Linked DNA regions of Homo sapiens: region 2 is linked to region 1. A link is an interaction called in ENCODE POLR2A ChIA-PET data of the cell type or tissue named here. Cell type or tissue: PC-9. All regions are shown on one strand. Each heading gives the region's core, and the rest is flanking DNA. Links, peaks and the distances in the headings are about the cores only. Region 1 holds the start of TIMP4 (TIMP metallopeptidase inhibitor 4). Region 2 has its middle 59 kb from the start of VGLL4.

Region 1 (2,915 bases), core at 165-2,664:
AAAGCTACCAGCCCTCCCAGAACACAGACTCCACTTTCTCCATCAGCCTTAGGGGCTACACATCCCAGCCTGCCCCCATGTACCTTTATCTGTTTGATTTCATACCGGAGCATTTTTTCAGTGTCAGCAGGGTCTGCACTGGCCGGAACTACCTTCTCACTGGAGATTTTGGCCCGAATCACTGCATAGGAAGAGAAAAGAGGGAACCTTCAGCAGCTGGTGGGGGCAATACACCTGAGGTCTGGATGATCCAGGGTCCATGAAGAAGTCTATAGGGCAGTTCTTGGTTTTGGTGTGGCTGGGTTGTGAGCAACGTGATGTGTGAGAAGGGGGACCTGGAAACACCTCCCCTGCAGTCACTGGAAGTTCCAAACCCCTCAGGCTTATTAGGTCCTATAACCGCTAAGCTGTTTCTGCCTTTTGAACCAGTTAGTCTGGAGAGCTCTAGTTCTCCATAGCCGTTTGTGCAGTGGGGCACAGGGTAGGAGTCAGAGTAGAGAAGGGAGGAGGAGCCCCTTCAGGGCAGTCGGTGTGAAGTTTATCTATTGCTGTGGTCAAGGCCTCTCATCCCGCCTACAGTTGATATTAGTAAATGTTTATTGAATTCATAAATGTTCTGACCCTGCACTGAGGTATTGCATCTCTTGCCATTTGAGCATTAATAACCAAAAACTGTTGATGATGTTCTTCCTCTGTGCCTGGCCTTGCACTAGGCACTAGGCCCATAGATGTGATTAAGACAGGGTCCCCATCCTGCCGAGCTCTTGATCTAGTGGAGTGCACACGTGTAAAGAACAACAGCACAGCATAGTAGGAGCGCTAAGACGGTTAGAGATGCTGAGGCGGCACCAAGGAGCCCGGGAGCCTGCAGAGAAGGGGAGAGACCTAAGTTAGCCCTTGAAGGATGAGTAGGAGTCTGCCAGGAATTTAAGGGTGTGAGGGAGGGCATTCCAGGCAGAGGGAAGAGAAAGGACAGAACGTGTGTGTTGCCATAGGGGCTTGGTGGCAACCTCAGTTATAGGCCTGGACAGACACGGGTAGTTACAATGCAAGCCCTCTCCCCTCCCCTTTCTGTCCCCAGTCTAGTAGTTCAGAATAATCATCAGATAGCTCCGGTGACACCTTGTGTAATGACACTCCATAATTGCAGTATGGCCGGAGTGAGGGAGGTCGCTATGGAAGTCCCTGATGAAATCTTCATTTCCTTATGAATCAGTCAGGTTCTGGGCTTGCAAGGTTGCTATGGCGCCTGGTCCTTCTCCACCCATCAGCCTCAGCAAGAGACAACCGGTAAGAATTTGAGCTCCTCCCTTTTCCTCTGGACTCCTGGTGTACTGCTGGCCAGATACTAATCCCCCACAACCACCCCCTGCTGTGGACCTCGCGGACCTCGGACTCACCAAGTGCCGAGTGGCAGATGTGCTGCTGAGGGTGCGCCGGGGCGCAGCTGCATGCCTCACCCAGCCCCGGGGGCCGCAGCAACGCCAGCAGCCGCAGCAACAGCACCCAGCTTGGCGCGGGCCGAGGGCTCCCAGGCATGACACTGCAGATCCGCGACTGAGCCTGTGAGGTCTGGGGGACTGGACGGCCCCAGCAGGGCTCCTTCCCAAGGCCGTTGTGCCCCTCGCCCCAGGCTTTATGAGGTGGCCCTAAGGGCCAATCCCGCCCCGACGGGCTCCGCCTTCCTTTGGCTCTAGGCCACCCGCGGAGGCAGGACCCGAGGCTCTTCCGACCTGCATACTCAGTAAGATGCAGAGGGAAGCCTGGAAGGAGGCCCTGACCTCTGTTTCCCTGCCTAAGTCATGAAGCGATCTGGAAGCAGAGGGGAAGCACTGGGAGAGGGGATGGTGTCAAGGGCAGAAAGACGGAAAGAGCCACAAAGACAAATGCATGAGGACAGAAAAACTGAGGGCTGTGATTCAGGCAGAAAGAACAAGAGTGAGGAGAGGCACAGACAGAAAGAGTGAGACAGGCAGAGTCCCAGAGAGGCAGACAGAATTACAACAGGCAAAAGAGACAGTGACAGAGAAGGACGGACCCCTTGCTGAGCTGCACGCTGGGAATGAGACGAGCTACTCAGGGCTTCTTTCAGCTGCAGGAAGTGCTTTCAATGCCCTATTTATGAGGCTCCAAAGCAACAGCAAACAGTAATAGAACAGGACAGAGAAAGTTGGGGTGTGTGTGTCTTGGCTCTGTTGCCTGGGGGGTGGGGAGAGATGTCAAAGAAGCAGCCAGTGCTTTAGAAACCCTTTCTCACTCCCAGAGCCTCAGACTCTCCAGATAGCTGGAGACAGCGCTCTTGGTGTACAAAACACAAAGTGTCCCATCACTTAGGGCAAACCTTGGACCTCAAAGCCCTCTCGAGGCCCTAGACTACATTGATTTTTATTGCATGTCCCTTCTCACTGGAGACTCTGTCATGTTCTAGAAGGTGGGACAGCTTAGAAAACAAAGAAGCAGGCTGGGCGTGGTGGCTCACGCCTGTAATCTCAGCACTTTGGGAAGCCAAGGCGGGTTGATCACCTGAGGTCAGGAGTTCGAGATCACCCTAGCCATCATGATGAAACTCCGTCCCTACTAAAAATACAAAAGTTAGCCGGGCGTGGTGGCCTACACCTGTAGTCCCAGGTACTCAGGAGGCTGAGGCAAGAGAATGGCTTGAACCCAGGAGGCGGAGGTTGAAGTGAGCTGAGACTGTGCCACTGCACTCCAGTCTGGGCGACAGAGTGAGACTCCGTCTCAAAAAAAAAAAAAAAAAAAAAAAAGTAAAAGAAAAAACAAAGAAGCAGGGGACTTGGGGGTGACTGTGACCAGAGCCTTGTCTGCTGTTTGGGCACAGTGTTGCAAGCCTCCAAATCCCAAATCTCCATGGGATTATTGCTGTGGGATGTTTCCACATGGTGCTGGACTGGATA
Region 2 (2,915 bases), core at 128-2,627, 460 kb before region 1:
TGTTACTAATGAGAAAACTGAGGCTTAGAAAAATAAAAGTCTAACAGCCAGTAGAGAGGTAGACCTCAGATTTTAAGAACATACACTTGCTGTCTGCCAATCCAGGAAGGACTAAACTGGAAAGAGCTCATCTTCGAGAACTTATAATGTATAAAACGTCAACCTAAATTTTTTTGTTGTTATTAATATTTTAGTGCTTAGAAAAAGAACTGTTCCTACATGAAACAGTAATTCTTACAATATTGTTTAGCAAGTAATCTTAACTTTGAACAAGAACGTTTAAAAATAAATATATTGTTGGGTGAGCAGGAAAATCACTTTAAAATGTTGTAGAATAATCTTCCAATATTGTTCCTTTCACCCATCCCTCAAACTACACTAATGAACATTTTTTTTCTCCCAGTATTTGCTCTTTCTCAGCAATGCAAACATAATTTTCATGACTGTTTTCCATTATGACACATACTGTACATTTCCAACGACATAAATGACGTTCGATGATTTTTTTTCCCATCTCTAGCTCTCTGCTGGTCAATTAGTCTATCAACTAACACATATTTATCTCAACATCTGAGACACATAAGGAGTATCTTCATTCCAGATCACTGATAGTAACCTGAGAAGGAAAGAACGACCTACAATTAACGGTTCAAACTCTAGCATACAAAGTTAAAATACTGATTAAGGCCAGACGTGGCAGCTCCCGTGTGTAATCCCAGAATTTTGGGAGGCCGAGGTAGACGGATCATTTGAGGTCAGGAGTTTGAGACCAGCCTGGCCAACATGGTAAAACCCCGCCTCTACTAAAAATACAAAAAAAAAAAAAAAAAAAAAAAATTAGCTGGGCATTGTGGCAGGCACCTGTAATCCCAGCTACTTGGGAGGCTGAGGCAGCAGAATCACTTGAACCTGGGAGGTGGAGGTTGCAGTGAGCCGAGATTGCACCACTGCAATCCAGTCTGGGTGACAGAGTGAGACTCCATCTCAAATAAATAAATAAATTAAATTAAATACCAGTTAAATACCAGTACCCACACTTGAGTCCACGAGTTTGAAACCAGCCTGGGCAACACAGCATGATCCCATCTCAAAAAAAAAAAAACAAAAAAAAAAACAAACCAGTATCCATAGTTAAGTGCCAGTTAAAAGACTTACATGTTCTTGAAAATACAAATGAGGATGTGAAGCTGTTATCTCTAAGGAAAACCACCAAAATTAACAGCAAATAGCCAGAAAACCATGTAGAGAAGCATGTAATTTTGTTATGGAGCAGAAGACAAGGGATCATTAAAGCACTTAAGCTATTTTATAATAGACTCCTCACTTACGTTTTTCGTCATCAGCATGCACCAGAGATGCTGCCCTGGACAAAACATCCAATGGCGTCTCCATTCCTGGTTGGAGCCTAAGAGGAAAAAATAAAAGGGGAAAAAATAATTTAAACAGAATTCAAAAGACTCTTAGAATCCTAGTCATTAACAGAATGAGTCCTCAACCAAATGCAAATCATTCTTCTAAGGATGAAATTCTTCCCACATGAGGAAACAGAATGGGCTTGGTTCAGGGAGAGAGAAAAGGGTTAAACTCCATTTAGTCTACTAAGCTAAACTTTGCCAACTACAGGAAGCAGCTGATGTAGGAACTAAAAGAAGGGATATTGTGAATATTCATGCCCATGTTATTTGGTGCTTATGTTTATGTGCATGCATAACATGCCTGTATAAACATGCCCAATAAAAGAAAGGTTTTCAGAACAACGGCTGCTCTATGAACACAGCATCACTACCAGTGAGGTGGTGCAGCTTAACACACGCCACGTACTCATGGAAAGCTGTGTGAGAAACCCACTGGTAGGTTAATTGATATTTTAAGTCCAATAAGAATCTTTATGTTAAAACGTCATGTTTTGTATAATGGTATATTATATAATCACCACCTATCATCAATTTATCTAGCATCATGTTTTTTAATAAGACTGGATTTTTATTGTTGTTTCCTTAAATTACAGCATACTATAAAAGCTAAAACAGCAAAAGATTTAAAGCTCGAGGAAAGCCCTGGAAAACCAGAATGCTTTTTACCCAGTTTCCCTTTTCTGGGTTATTTAAACACACACACAGTTACTGGCACACACACCCTACTAGCTCACCAGCTGAGAAAAACAACTCCTTAACTGTACCACTTTACAGACACTTGGAATTTATTCAGCATTCTTCAACACTTATGGAGTACCTACTACGTATGCACCGGTCACAACATGTGGCAGACCAGCTTTTCTTTGTAATATTCATACCTCAGGCCTCCAAAGAAACACTGATCCACGAGGCATGGTAGCTCACGCCTGTAATCCCAGCACTTTGGGAGGCCAAGGCGGGCAGATCACTTGAGGTCAGGAGTTCAAGACTAGCCTGGCGAACATGGTGAAACCCCATCTCTATTAAAATTACAAAAAATTAGGTCGGGCGTGGTGGCTCACGCCTGTAATCCCAGCACTTTGGGAGGCCGAGGCGGGCAGGTAACCTGAGGTCGGGAGTTTGAGACCAGCCTGAACAACATGGAGAAAACCCATCTCTACTACAAATACAAAAAAATTAGCCGGGTATGGTGGCCCATGCTTGTAATCCCAGCTACTCAAGAGGCTCAGGCAGGAAGATCGCTTGTACCCGGGAGGCAGAGGTTGCGGTGAGCCGAGATCGAGCCATTGCACTCCAGCCTGGGCAACAAAAGGGAAACTCCGTCTCAAAAAAAAAAAAAAAAAAAAAAGAAAAAAAGAAAAGAAAAGAAAGAAACATAGATCCCTGATCATGCAATATGACTTCATTCAGTAAACGTTAAATATCTACAAGGAGCTCCAGGCGGGAAAAATAAACAAAGCCCAGTAGCTGCCTTCGAGGAGCTTTCAATCTGCACGGGAG

What was found. ChIA-PET counts read pairs that join two places held together with the same protein. Peaks named below come from ENCODE experiments on the same cell type or tissue, not always from the same donor. Only the 100,000 strongest peaks of a DNase experiment are listed, where the experiment ranks them.
Region 2: POLR2A ChIA-PET joins it to region 1 with 11 read pairs; 1 of 35 experiments calls an interaction of 5 or more read pairs at or near these places.

What each region holds. Positions count from the first base shown.
Region 1 is chr3:12,157,302-12,160,216 of GRCh38, forward strand. The region is part of intron 5 of SYN2 (synapsin II); the gene reads left to right. TIMP4 (TIMP metallopeptidase inhibitor 4) reads right to left here and starts at 1,611. Exons shown (of 5, transcript NM_003256.4): 1 at 1,401-1,611; 2 at 84-181. The coding sequence starts at 1,539. In PC-9, for the core only: no CTCF peak of the experiment used is centred there; a DNase peak (open chromatin) is centred at 1,230; H3K4me3 peaks cover 1,889 bases; H3K27ac peaks cover 2,264 bases.
Region 2 is chr3:11,701,643-11,704,557 of GRCh38, forward strand. It overlaps a transcript of VGLL4 not described here. Among named protein-coding and RNA genes, the nearest start is that of VGLL4, 59 kb to the left of the region's middle. In PC-9, for the core only: no CTCF peak of the experiment used is centred there; no DNase peak of the experiment used is centred there; H3K27ac peaks cover 176 bases.